2 separate regions of the Homo sapiens genome follow, and region 1 is linked to region 2. Evidence: chromatin contacts called from ENCODE Hi-C data. All regions are on one chromosome and are shown on one strand. The core of a region is the stretch at or near the end of the contact, and the rest is flanking DNA. Distances in the headings are between cores, read along the strand shown.

Region 1 (6,954 bases), core at 2,370-4,869, 1.0 Mb after region 2:
CTCGACTGCACTCCAACAGAGCAGGGCAGGCCTGCGTATGACATCCATTTAACCTATGGGGAGACTGAGGCTCAGAGAGGGTCAGCAATCTGCCTGGGGTCCCACAGCTAGTAAGTGGCACGGCAGAGATGGAAACTTAAGACTGCCCAAATCTAAAGCTGGAGCTCATCTGCTCCAACAACCCTCAAGCCTTGGGAGTCCTGACTTAGTCCTGTTTCCAGCATCTGACTAGTGCAAGCTCATTTGCGTGAAGATGAAGCCTTATTAAATCACCAGCCCTGGCCTGGTCTGGATGAATCCAGAAGACTCTGGGGCCTCCTTGCAGCTGGTCCTGGTCCTGAAACTCCCCGGTCACCTCCAGGGGGGCAACCACAGCAGATTGCACTCACTACCCTGTGGAAGAACCCCAGTGTCTATCATCTGTGTATGTGATCTGAGCCAATTCCCAGAACAGGTGGCCTCGGGTGGGCTCAGCAGAGAGATGGTACACACTGAGATCTGTCTGGTTCAAGGGAGAGATTCTAGGCCCTCTCTGCCAGCAAAGGTCTTGGGCCCCCTATACAGACCACCAAGATGATTCCCTAATCCTGTTGATGGCCCCCTTCATGCAACATGAGCCACCCAGAAAGTCAGGGCTCCATATTAGTGACAGCTTATTTGTCAGCATTTGTCTGCCAAGACCACAAGGCAAATAAGGACTCCCTCTGGAATTTTATAATGGAACACTAGAGTGTGATAGTTAGGATGTGGGCTCAGGAGTCAGACTGCCTGGGTTTCAAATTCTGACACCTTCATTTTCAAGCTGTGAGAACTTAGGTGACTTCATCTCTCTGAGCTTCAGTTTCCTCATTAGTCAAATGGGGATACGAGTCCCTATGTCACAGGGTTGGTGTGATGATTAAATGAGATAATGTGTGTGAAGCTCTTGACAGGATGCCTGGCACATAGTAATCACTCAGTATATGAGGTTGGTCGTTGTGTAGACGATGGTGAAGGAATCAGTGCTGACTAGACCAGGGACTCCTGTGGGGCCGCACCAACTTCTGGGGAACAAATCAGAGCTCTTGTTCCTTTCCAGCTTTCCAAACCCTCCTAAGCCATCCAGGCCCACATGAAATCTACCTCCTTCAGGAAGCCACCCTGACTACTCTAGTCCACATTGATCTCACCATATCTGAGCTCTTTCTGTCCATTACCTGTATAGACTACTCTAGCACCTAAATCGGCTCTAATAACTCTTCAGCTTCTCAAAGCAGCCAATGGCTCCTGGAAGGCAGACACCTCTAGCCCTTCCCTCTCCACAGCCCAAGCCAGGGCTAGGTACACAGTAGATGATCCCTTAGCAAGCCTTCAGACTGATTTCAGTGTGGCTGTGGATGCCTGTGACTCAGCCCTTCTCTCCCTCACGCCTCCTCACAGTCCCACTCTCCCTACTCACCCACCCTCTCCTCTGGTTCCAGCCAGCAGGGTGGGGAGTTGGAGCTATGACCCCATAGGACAGTTGTTCCCAGACTATAAAATGTCCAAAGAAACTTGAGGGTGGGGGAGTTAACAGATGGGGAAAAAAATGTTCCTTATGTTCTTTCACCAAATAAAGACATGAAAAAAAACACTTGTCCCACCACCATTTTAGTAAAGAAAGGATGTTTTCACACCAATAAAGCAGTAAGGGCATAATCCTTGATTAAAGGCTAATACGAAGCTGGAAAGTTTTAACCTTATTGAGAAAACAAAACAAAACAAAAAGAACCTCACTGTTGTTGTGACTTTTCTCCTTTCTCCAAGGACTGGAGAACACTTCAGCCTCCACTGATCTGTGTCGGTGGAACTCATGGGTCTGGGGACAGCTATTCTGGAGGACGTTCCTGCTGAACCAGGGTTCCCTACAAACACATGAGGACCCCTAAAGCCATTGGGTTGGGCAGATCCGGATTCCCTTTCAGCTGTCCCAGAGGAGGCTCACCCTATGCCAGACCCTACCTATAACCTCAGGAGTTGAGGTGGCGGAGGCTCTGAACTCCCGTCCCTGTACCTCTCCCCTCCGGGCAGGGCCGAGCCCCCCCTTCCCCGCCAATCCGGAGCAGATGAGGCGAGACTAAGCGGCAAGCCCACCCTGGGAAGAGGCTGGGGAGACCTAATGGGCAGGGTCCCCCTCATCTCCATCACCAAGCTGAGCACTCGTGCCCATGCCACCCCCCAGCCCCAGCCTGGGGAAAGGAGGAAAAGTGGGCACCCTAGCCCGGAGGTGGCGGGGGAGGGGGGTGTGGGGGCTGGTGTCCGAGACACCCGGCTGGGCGGGCACAGATAGGATCTGAACACAGGGAAGCATGGCCTAGCTCTTTGATCCACAGCCAGCCACGCTGGGCCTGGACCCGGAGGGAGGCACGGCTGTCTTCCGGCCCGGCTTTGCACCGCTGCCAGGGGTCCTGTGGGGCCCTCAGAGGGAGAGGCGTCCAATACCCGGCCCTCCCCCAAATACCCTCTATCCCAACTGCTCTCAGAAGAGGCGTGAGCGTCTACAGTGAACCCAGCACAGAAACCTGCTAGGGGAGCTGCTGTTGACTGCATCGCGATCCAAAGGACCGGCGTCTTTTGTAGATGCAGGGGCTGAGCCAGGCCAAGCGCGCCGTGGAGGCCCGCGTGGACGCAGACCCGGGTGCCATACAGATGCGCTGGAATCCAGGCACTTTCCCGCGCTCCGCAAATCTAGATGTTTCAGCCTGGATCGAGCGAGGGTTAGAGGGTTAGTCAGGCCAGGGTCAACTTCAGAGTCATGGGCTCCCTAAATGCGACTTCTAGGGTTGAGTTGCTGTGGACGAGCGACCCATGTCGGAATCCCGCGCCCACGTGGCTGCCCAAAGTTCCGAGTCTCCGGGCTGCAGGTTCTAGTCACGGAACCGAGTTGGGAGAGTCATAGGGGCTGGGACTTGGAGGATCGGCTGAGGTCCGGTGCTCTTGGCTGTGTTCGCGGCTCGGAGCCGTCGCCTGACTGAGGGGCCCGTCACAGATGTGTGATGTATAAGCTCTGCACGCAACAGGAGCTCAATAAATGTGCGAAGGGGGGTATACTTATGTTCGCACTGTATGCAGGCGGCCTAGAAGGAAGTCCCTGATTGGCACAGGGATGGAGGATGGGGCAAGAGCCGCAACAGCGCCGCGGAGTTCCAACGCTGCCGGTTCCCTGGGGTACGAGCACAGCCTCAAGCAGCCTCAAGCCCTAGGAAGCCCCCAGTTCAAAGCACAGGGCGCATTGGAGCCTGGGCACGATACAGTTCACACCACGGCTGCGATGGTAAGCCACGCCCAAGTCCCAAGGGCCTAGGGGACCCCCGCCCTCCACAGCCGGAGGAGAAACCTGGGCGCAGAAAGCAGGGGGAATATCTGGTTGTAGGTGAGTAAGCGGGGTCAGGAGTTCCCGTTAGAGTCTCTGCGTTTCGGGAGAAGGGTGATCATTCCCAGGCTTGTCCGACGTCTCTCTCAGGGTGCGCTCCGGAAGAGCGAGCCCTTTAAGGCTATGCCGAGTGGGCGCGTCCCGGCCTCTCCCGGGAGAGGAGAGGCGGGGCGGACCTGTGTCCCGCCCCCGGCCCGGCCCGCCCCCAGTGCCCGCCCCGCCCCCGGCACTCGGCCGGCGGCGCCTTTGATGTTCCGACCCGCCAGCTCGCGGAGCCGCTCTGCCCCGCGCCCTAGCCCGCGCCTGCAGCCCGCCCAGGCGGAGTCAGCCCGCGCTCCGCCCGCCGCGATCCGAGCTCGGAGGTTCGGACTCCGGGCTCGCCGCCCCCCGGGCCGGCTCCGCGCCCCGCACTCCCGGCGCCCAGCGCCCCGCGCCCCGGCGGGCGGAGCGCACCATGCCGCAGCTGGACTCCGGCGGGGGCGGCGCGGGCGGCGGCGACGACCTCGGCGCGCCGGACGAGCTGCTGGCCTTCCAGGATGAAGGCGAGGAGCAGGACGACAAGAGCCGCGACAGCGCCGCCGGTCCCGAGCGCGACCTGGCCGAGCTCAAGTCGTCGCTCGTGAACGAGTCCGAGGGCGCGGCCGGCGGCGCAGGGATCCCGGGGGTCCCGGGGGCCGGCGCCGGGGCCCGCGGCGAGGCCGAGGTGAGCCCCCGCCGGCGCCGGCTCCTCCCCCGCGGTCGCCGCGCCGCGCCGCCCCAGTTGCGCGCGGCCCTCGGGGTCTCCAGCGCGCAGAGCGTCCCTGCCCCGGCGTCGGCCCCGACCCCCGCGGTCCCACCGCCCCTCACTCCCCTCCGGTTCTCCCTCCAGGCTCTCGGGCGGGAACACGCTGCGCAGAGACTCTTCCCGGACAAACTTCCAGAGCCCCTGGAGGACGGTGAGTTTCTGCCCGGCCCGGCTTCCCTTCGTCGCGCTCAGGCCCTGGCCTCGGTGGGACGGGGACGCCAAGGACCGCGGGGAGCCGGGTGCCTCCCCCACCGCAGCTCAGGAGGCGGCAGAACCCAGGGGTGGAGAGTGGGGGGCGGGCTTCCCGGGCGCCGCCGGGTCGAGTCACTTCCGGTGCCCTGACCTTTATAGGAGTAAACAGACCCCCGCCATCCCCGCCTCCCCTCCTGCCCAGGTGACTGACTAATCCGCCGCCTTCAGGAGACAGAATTGGCCAAGGTTTCTTGGTTGGAGGGCGGGGGGTGGGAGGTCAAGTAGGGGCCACCTCGGGGAGGCCTGCCCTCCAGGTCCTTCCCCTAAAACTTGGCACTGCCGATACTCCCAGCCCGTTCCTTCCCAAGTCAGGAACTTGCAGGGGACCCCTTGGCAATTCTTTTTCTCTCAAGAGCAGACAGCCTTCAGTCCCAGCCGCTGCCAGGGCTGGTGTGTCTGACCCAGCTGTGGTTTTTCCAGGCCTGAAGGCCCCGGAGTGCACCAGCGGCATGTACAAAGAGACCGTCTACTCCGCCTTCAATCTGCTCATGCATTACCCACCCCCCTCGGGAGCAGGGCAGCACCCCCAGCCGCAGCCCCCGCTGGTAAGTGGACCCCGCAGCCAGTGCCGCCCTGTGCTTGCAGCCTCCTTGACCAGGTAGGTGAGGCACCGGCAAGAGACTTCTGCCTGGAACAAAATAGACGAGACTCCTGTGCTGGTCTTTTCTCCCATACACACCCGGTGGGATCTGAACCAAAAGGAGAACTTTGCTGAAGGAAGGAGGGGCCGCCCTGGGGCACCCCCCTGCCCTCTGCCTCTTGGCTTTTGTCTTCCCAGCTTGCTCATAAGCAGGTGCAGGCTCTGTCCTGGTGCTGGGTGATGCCAGGGTGGGGTCTTCTTAGAGAACTTTTGAGCCGAGACCACCCTTGCTCCTCGCTGCTCTGATCTGAGCTCAGAGCTTTGCAATTAACTTTCTAACTAGCCCAGGAAACCCTGAGCCTCCTTGGCGCTTGGAGGAATGGGCAGGAAAGCTGATCTGTTCAGGTCCCCTGGTTGTGCAGGAGAAACGTGCTGTGTTCGGTCGGCTGTGTCCTGACGGGCGTGAGTGTACCGTTGCCAAAGAAGGACCCTGAACACCATGTGTGGAAAGTGGGTTCTTAGGAAACTGGCTTGGTCTCAGACATACCAGGAAGGGTTGGCAAAGGTGCTACAAATCAGTGATGTTGAGAAGGGACCAGTTTAATTAATTCGTGAATTAAATATTTTTAAGTCCCAGTGCTTTGAAAAGATTTCATGATCTTTACAAACCATGCCCATTGGTACAGATGACCTAAAGTGTGAAGAGCCTATTCTGAGTGTTTTGGAGCAGTACAGCTGCGCTTTTAAAGAAATTCCTATTCGTGTTTCACACTCTCCTCAGTTGGTCCAAGTTGGGGTGAAGGTACGTGGAAGGTTTGGAGGACTGTGGTAAGTGAGTGTTGGGTGTGAATGTAAGCCCAGTGCAGGTGGGGCTGGCAGGCTGGAGGCTCGCATGGCTACAGTGGGGTCACCAGAGGGAGGAGAGTTAAGTGCTAGGCTATTTCAGACCAGGAGTGAAGAGGGTGGTTCTGAGAGCTGCTGCATGCCAAGCCAGTGGGAATGAGAAGACATATAGGCTTCTTTCCAGAAGCCTAGGCTGGAAAGCCTATTCTATGGCTAGCTCTAGAAATGAGCTCCTTGCCCTTTGGGCCCTTATCTGTAAAATGAGTATGTTTTTCGAGTAGTCTCTGTATCCGACTTTCTGCTCTGGGGTGGCTTGGTATATGAGGTGGTTCACTTCCTTCCAAGTCTGTGAGATGGGGGGTGTGCCCCCCAGCATTCCCCCGCTGATGTAGTGACTACATCCAGAGAACTCACCCTGTGTGAGCCCATGCTTAACAAAGATGCGTTTTGGATCCCTACAAGATGTAAATAAACCCTTAGATTTGGGACTAGGTTGACATAACCCACCAGTGCCAAACTTCCAACAGGTGTGCCACTTGCATAGGGGCTGGGGTCACCGTGGAACCATGATTAGACAAAAGGCCTAGGCCCAAGGCTCTACTCCAGCCTCCCGGGGCTCCACAGCAGCACAGGGAAAAGGCTTCCTTTCGGAGGTCATCTCATGGTGTGGGCAAGTGCTGGGAGAGTATCTGGAGCAGGGAGGGCTTCGTTCTGCTGTCAGGGTATGGGTGATGGGACCATTTGGTGTCCTTTGGGCCACATGGGTCAAGAGTAGGCTCTAACAGGACAGTGGAGGAGGCACACCACCACTGGCCTGGGTCATTTATTTTTCACCTTTCAGTCTTTCTCAAGCTACAGCAGATACATTTCTATGTATCGCACCTGCTCCTATAGGTACAAATCCCCTTGCCCTCCTCCCCGCGCAGCCACAGTCTCCACTGTCTGGCTTCTGGCCACACAGGAGGAGGAAAAGGACGGGCTGTGACACTGGCTCTCTGTGCCCTGGCCTCAGCTGCTCTGTGGGGCTGCAGAAAAGGACAGAGGCAGAGGTGTAAGTTGGAGTGACACTCAGTGAGGAAGCTGTATGTGAATGTAGGAGAACCT
Region 2 (7,275 bases), core at 2,878-5,377:
AAAATTATTTGAAGAACTAGGGAAACAGATCCAACAGTATATGAAAATAATCAGCTCTTTCAAAAACAAGGTAACTTTTTTCTTTGTCCTACTCTTATTTTAGTAAAGTTAACTTTTTTTTTTTTTTTTTTTTTTTGAGACGGAGTCTTGCTCTGTTGCCCAGGCTGGAGTACAGTGGTACAATCTCGGCTCAGTGCAACCTCCACCTCCTGGGTTTAAGCAATTCTCCTGCCTCAGCTTCCCGAGTAGCTGGGATTACAGGCGTGCACCACCACGCCCAGCTTATTTTTGTATTTTTAGTAGAGATGGAGTTTTGCCATGTTGGCCAGGCTGGTCTCGAACTCCTGACCTCAAGTGATCCACCTGCCTTGGCCTCCCAAAGTGCTGGCTGGTATTACAGGCGTGAGCCACTGCTCCCGGCCGTAAAGTTAACTTCTGAGGCATTTACATAGCATTTTTTTCTCTTGTTCTCATTAACTTGTTTAATAGCACTTTTTATTTTGGATATTAATGTAATGTGTAATGTTTTATAGCGTCTTAATAAGAACCATAGGATTTGCTGTATCTCTTTAATAGGTGGAATCTGGAATTGAACAGTGTTGTTCAGTTTCCTTTTCGTTGGTGTTTGACTTAACATGCACTATCCTGGTCTTTCTAACACCTGAGGCCAGTAATTATCCACACAGTACCTTTATAAGGTAGGGGGTGGTATCAACATTTATAGATAAATTCCAACTTATTGAAGCCTCACTTTCCTTAAGCAACATTCAGGGTCACTAAATTGGGAGAACTGTCATTTAGCCAGAAGTCTGACTCCAAAGTTCAGACTTTGGAGTATAAAGTTCCTCCATTATACCCCAGGTTCTTGACATATTGTTAGTGTAAGAAACTTTGAATGATAAATTGAGCTTTTGTGGGTTTTTGTTTGTTTGTTTGTTTTTGTGTTTTGACAAGTTCTCACTTTGTCACCCAGGCTGGGGTGCAGTGGTGAAATCTCGGCTCACTGCAGCCTCAATCTCTCTGACTCAAGCAGTTCTCCTGCCTCAGCTACTTTCTAAGTAGCTGGGACTATAGGCACGTACCACCACACCCAACTAGGGTTGTCTTTTTTTTTTTTTTTTTGAGATGGCATTTCACCATGTTACCCAGGCTGGTCTTGAACTTCTTAGCTCAAATGATCCACCCACCTCAACCTCCCAAAGTGCTAGGATTATAGGCATTAGCCATCAGGCCCCTCCTTTTTTTGTTTTTTTTTCCTCCTTCTTTTTTGTGAGACAGGGTCTCAGTCTGTTGCCCATGCTCTAGTGCAGTGGTGTGATCGTAGTTCACTGCATCCTCAACCTCCTGGGCTCAAGTGACTGTCCTGTCTCAGCCTCCTGAGTAGCTGGGACTATAGGCACATGGCCCTCATGCCTGGCTAATTTTTGTATTTTTTGTGGAGATGGGCTCATTGTGTTGTCCAGGTCTTGAAGTCATGAGCTTAAGCGATCCTCCTGCCTCAGCCTCCCATAGTGCTAAGATTACGAGCGTGAGCCACCACGCCTAGCCCGAAAGGCCTTCTTCTTCTTTTTTTTTTTTGAGATGTAGTCTCGCTCTGTTGCCCAGGCTGGAGTGCAGTGGTGTGATCTCGGCTCACTGCAAGCTCCGCCTCCTGGGTTCACGTCAAAGGCCTTCTTTTAAAAATAGTATTCATTATAGTTTTGGTTCCGAACTAGCATGCTGAAACTTCAGCTCTCATATCTAATGTAATTTTTTTGCATTGTGAAATTATCTTCCTAAGATTTTGTATAAATCGGGTGCTGCTGTTTATCTTGTTGAAGCCTTTTAATTGATACCTTATGAATTTTCTTGACCTTTAAAATTTAAATCTATCCTGAGTGTATTCAAAAATTGTGGTTAGGTTTCTTTTGAATAATTCTGTTCAGATTGTGAGGCTAAATATGCTTTATTTTTTGAAAGATTATAAGTTTTTGAAAAATGGCAGAAACTAGACAGTAGTTGCGGGGAGGGAGGGTATCACACTTTTAGCACTTGTTTGACTGTCTCCTGGTTGCAGGAGGACCAGTATGATCATTTGGATGCTGCTGACATGACAAAGGTAGAAAAAAGCACAAATGAAGCAATGGAGTGGATGAATAACAAGCTAAATCTGCAGAACAAGCAGAGTTTGACCATGGATCCAGTTGTCAAGTCAAAAGAGATTGAAGCTAAAATTAAGGTAATTTAAGACTTTTTTTTAATAGTCTTTTCTTGACAGCCTTATTATTAATAGTCCTCAAGTGACACTTAGGAGGGAACTTTATTATAGTGTTTTAGCTTCTAGGTTGAGGATTGGGTGGTGGGAGAGGGCGGATTTGGGTTTAGCATGGCTTGTAAAATTTGTTAATTTTATAAGAAACCAGTTTTCTGTCTTACCCATTCCAGGAGCTGACAAGTACTTGTAGCCCTATAATTTCAAAGCCCAAACCCAAAGTGGAACCTCCAAAAGAGGAACAAAAAAATGCAGAGCAGAATGGACCAGTGGATGGACAAGGAGACAACCCAGGCCCCCAGGCTGCTGAGCAGGGTACAGACACAGCTGTGCCTTCGGATTCAGACAAGAAGCTTCCTGAAATGGACATTGATTGATTCCAACACTTGTTTCTATTAAAACAGACTATTATAAAGCTTTAAGTTGTCAACTTTGTTCTAAATATCAACTAGCGCAAGTGAATACTGAAGATTTCTTAGTCAGTTTTTAGGGGATTTTCGGGGAGGGGAAATAGGTAATGTATGGAGCATTTTCACTTCTAAATAGTTAGATACAGAAATTAAGTGCATTGTATCTTTTTCATAATGGTACTATTTAGAAGCCCAGTTAGTCTTACTGAGCTTATGCTTCACTCCTTTATGTTTAACCATGTGTCTACAAGAATAAGTTTGTTTTGGAAAGTTGAGCTATAGCTACAGCTCTAGCTATCCAGCAGACTTTTCATTATGACTTACATGGCAGGAGCTCTAATTATGCTTTAAAAATCTGTTGTGGAGATTGCTTTAAATGCTCCCTGCCTGGTGTGGGGATGGGGTCCCCCTCTTTGTGAGGGCTGGAGCATGGCACGGCATGGATTAACACGGCAGAGGAACAAAGGTGTGCTCTGAGCTTCTTCATATTTCACCTTCACCCTCACCTGTGTTCTCTTCCCTCTCTCCCAATAAAAGGGCTCCCATTATAAATGCCATGTACTTCTCTTGGGAAAATAGACCCCCTTGCCTAGAGTAAGTTGTTAACTGAGGGCTTTAAACCTGGAGGCTCTTCCTGAAAGTATGTTCATGAATACCCCAAGCATCAAGGTCTAAATAATTTTCAGAAGATTAGAATTGGGTAGATATACTGTTGGATATAGCCATGGTAAATTTAACTGAGGAATTAAATCCTTGTTAATTTTGGTGTAAAGATTTGTATCCTGGCCTGTTTATTCAGGTGGGAGATGTTCTGTATAATTTTGAGGTATAGCTTGAACTCCTAGAACAAGAGTTAAAAGTTCTTTTTAGCTCATTCACAATCACTTGTGTGTTAAGTGTTAATATCTGTCATGAACCTGCCAATTTGTACGTGTTAAGCAGCTGACAGATGATGCAAAAAAAACTAAGATACACTGGATTGTACTGGATGAGTCTGAAATTAGTGTTAAAGAAGTGTGGTGCCTGATGTTATAACAACACCTCATTCTTAACTGTGTGGCCAATGTCAGGTATACCAAAGCATTCCTCTGACTGCTTTTTGGGGCAGTGTTGACAGGAGTGAGGCATTTTGGAAACTCCAAGGGAAGCCTGTGTTTGAGGCCAGAGTTGGTACCTGCTTTAAGAAACTGTTACAGGGCTTGTTGGTAATGTTTTGAATCTTTGTAAAAATTGATATTCTGTATAACAGAGTGCCTCTCTGTTACTTTTGGCCTATGTTGTTAGAAATAAGATGCTATCTTGCATAGTTAGAATTAAGCGTTTGTCCATCTCTAGATAACATTGAAAAGTTTGAGTGTTACAGGCTCTAAAGTGCAATGGAGAACAATTGCTTAGGAGGAGGAAGGGGAAAGTATACTTATGTTGGTGTGTAAGCATGCATGGAGGCCTCGAGGCACCACAACAAGGCCAGGTTCTTAGCACATCCTCTGTTCTCTACCTGTCATGCTTCAAGAGTTCCAGCTGGCCTGCTGTGAAGCCAGTAGCTATTTTAAAAGTGCTGGCTGCAGGATTAAGCCAACCCTTTACAACTGGCCCAGACCGTAATGGCCATTTCTTCTTAAAAAAAAAAAAATTTTTTTTTTTTTTTTTTTTTTTTTTTTTTTTTTTTTTGGTGTGTGTGTGTGTGTGTGTGGGGAAGGGTGTGGGTGCTGGGATGGGGGTGAATTTCAAGTTGAAACACGATGATGTGGTCTGCTTGCTCTCTGCTTAGACAGGCTTTAAGACCAATTGGATTTTCATGGAGGCCAGGACAGAGAGTGGTAATTGATGGCTTGTGTACAGACAAGCATTTATCCAGGTTGCGTTATCCAAACTGATTTGTTAAAGCTCCAGGTCACGTTCTTACACTAAGAAAATCATTCAGTAAACATGAGACAAGTTTAGGAAAAACTAATAAAATAAACCTGTCTTAAACTTGAATGGTTTCCTTAATTCCATAATGAAGGCTGCTGGGTGTGTGTGTGGGGGTGTGTGTGTATGTGTGTGTGTCTGTGTGTATGTGTGTGTGGGGTGGGGGCGGGGGGTGTGTTTTCAATAAAAATGTTCTCTAGGAGTAGGAACCCTCTGAGCTAAATTTCACTTAACATCCGTTGAAGACTTCCAGTCTGAAGAGTGACAGCTGAAGCACACTGCCTACTTTGTGAGAAAATGTTGCCTAATTTTTCTGTACTCAAACTCTCCAGTTGAGTCTTGGCCCAGTTCCTTTGGTGTTAGGAATCCTTGTCTTGCTCCTGTGACTGGGCCTTACTTTGAGGGTTTTGTTAGCAGAAGGCGGGGGTTATGGCATAAAGGTAAGTGCTAGGACTTACACCTGGCCAAAGAACAGCGCGGTCCAGAGTGTGCTAGAATAGTTGGCGCCACTGGATGTGTGGTGTGGCTGCGTGGAATGTGTGTTGGTGTATGTATGTGGTGGTGATGGGTGTTTAAAGGGCACTAAGCCAGTGAAAAAGACCTTAACTGGATAAGGCATGGGTCTAGACGAGGAGGGGTCAGGGGTCTTGTTCCCTGGGTCATGCCCCTTGCACAGTCCTAGTCCTCTGGCTGTAGGAGCAGCTTACCTGCCAGGGCCTACCCAGGGCCTATTGTAGCCACGTGTCTGAGAAACGTGTGTCTAGTAGGTTTGGTTTCCTCCTGAGCATGTAAGTGGTTTCTGTAGGGGAATTGTTAGATGTGGTAGAAAGAGCTGAGATAGCTGGGTGTGGTGGTGTGCACCTGTGATTCCAGATACTTGGGGGGCTGAGGCAGGAGGATCACTTGAGCCCAGGTGGTCAAAGCTGCAGTGAACTGAGATTGTGCTATTGCAACTCCAGCCTGGGTGATAAAGTGATACCCTGTCTCCTTAAAAGGTGGGGGCCTGAGAGATCAGGGTTCTGTTGTGGGGCAGTGGGAGCTGCTTTGCAGGGGCACAGGGGGCCTGGGGGTTGTTGGAGGTAGTGGGACTTAGTCCACCTTTGAGGGGACAGCCAAATGAAGGGGAAAATTGCTGGTTTTGGTACCTGCAGGAAGAGGGAAGATGTAAGCATGGTTCCAGCTGAAAACCATGCTTTAGAAGTTGGGATAGTAGTTACTCTTTGTGGAGTAGTGACAACATGATGTGAGGCTTGGTGATGCTTGTTTTTTGATCTGACTTGATAGTGTACTCATGTACACTTGATCTATTTCAATAATTTTAAGTGGCTTTAACAGAAAGGTGTGTATTTTTTTTTTTTTTTTTTGAGATGGAGTCTCGCTTTGTCACCCAGGCTGCAGTGCAGTGGCGGGATCTTGGTTTACTGCAACCTCTGCCTCCCGGGTTCAAGTGATTCTTCTGCCTCAGCCTCCCGAGTAACGGACTGGAGGCGTGCGCCACCACGCACTGCTAATTTTTGTATTTTTAGTAGAGACAGGGTTTCACTGTATTGGCCAGGCTGGTCTCGAACTCCTGACCTTGTGATCTGCCCACCTTGGCCTCCCAAAGTGCCAGGATTACAGGTGTGAGCCACCATGCCTGGCCTACATTTTTACACACACAATGTAGGTTATAAAACTACATAGCCTCTCATGTTTTGAAAGAACATTAAATGGGTTTGCAATAAAAAAGCCAGAAGGATTTTCCCAGATGAAGTGGTTTTTAGGGTGGGATTGTGGGTGATTGTTTATTTTTGCTTGTTTCTGTTTTCAGAGTTTGCTACAATAAGCATTTAGGGCCAGGCATGGTGGCTCATGCCTGTAATCCCAGCCAAAGTGGGAGGATCTCTTGGGTCCAGGAGTTCAAGACCAGCCTGGGCAACATGGGGAGACAAGCCCCTACCCCCCACCGCCTCCTGTCACTAATAAAAGCATTTAGGAATTTTATAATGTTAAGAAAACTAGAAGTGTGTTTTAAGAAGAATGGCTCCAAGGTTTCAAACCTAGAATACGGGATATGATTGTACATGTGGAGCTTCTAGTCTTGAGTCATTGGAGATGTGGTGGGAGTTTAGATTGAGAAGTTTTCCTGGGTGGGGTTGAGACATCGAAGCTCCAGGTGGGTGTGGATGGAAGCTTTTGGGGCTGGAGTCGTGTTCCTCATTGACGGGATGAAGGCTTGTGTTGAGATGTGTTAGGAAGAGGAAGTAAAAGCTTTGAAAGAAGGAACTGCCAGAGAGGAGTTATGATGCATAAAGCATGTTGGGAGGAAGGGAGCTAGAGATGTGAGATGTGGCAGTGGCCAGCAGGGTTAGATGCTTCAGTAGGGTGGGAGCTGGGTGGGGTGAAGGGGCTTGAGGTGAGGCTGCAGGTGCTGAGTACTTGGTCAAGAAGCTTGGCCTCAGCCGCCCCGTCCGGGAGGGAGGTGGGGGGGTCGGCCCCCCGCCCGGCCAGCCGCCCCGTCCGGGAGGGAGGTGGGGGGGGTCAGCCCCCCCGCCCAGCCAGCTGCCCTGTCCGGGAGGTGAGGGGCGCCTCTGCCCGGCCGCCCCTACTGGGAAGTGAGGAGCCCCTCTGCCCGGCCAGCCGCCCCGTCCGGGAGGGAGGTGGGGGGGTCAGCCCCCCCGCCCAGCCAGCCGCCCTGTCCGGGAGGTGAGGGGCGCCTCTGCC

Evidence for each region. A loop is a pair of places that touch in the nucleus more often than their neighbours do. Pooled maps may share reads with other maps.
Region 1: a loop to region 2 is called in a pooled map, with 3 times the contacts of the local background. The contact joins the promoter of TCF7 here to the enhancer-like site in region 2. A Hi-C loop is called at or near these places in 2 of 37 single-sample maps with no recorded cell type and 3 of 50 pooled maps.

What each region holds. Positions count from the first base shown.
Region 1 is chr5:134,111,062-134,118,015 of GRCh38, forward strand. TCF7 (transcription factor 7) reads left to right here and starts at 3,620. Exons shown (of 10, transcript NM_003202.5): 1 at 3,620-4,094; 2 at 4,260-4,326; 3 at 4,848-4,972. The coding sequence starts at 3,846. It also overlaps a transcript of VDAC1 not described here. RefSeq lists an enhancer at 3,257-3,486 and a silencer at 3,577-3,696.
Region 2 is chr5:133,101,809-133,109,083 of GRCh38, forward strand. It overlaps HSPA4 (heat shock protein family A (Hsp70) member 4), which reads left to right. Exons shown (of 19, transcript NM_002154.4): 17 at 1-70; 18 at 2,057-2,218; 19 at 2,425-4,641. The coding sequence ends at 2,628. Among named protein-coding and RNA genes, the nearest start is that of HSPA4, 53 kb to the left of the region's middle. RefSeq lists an enhancer at 6,709-6,758. Within about 2 kb of position 4,128, at least 4 of the 41 ENCODE cell types and tissues checked have a DNase peak (open chromatin) inside an H3K27ac peak, as active enhancers do.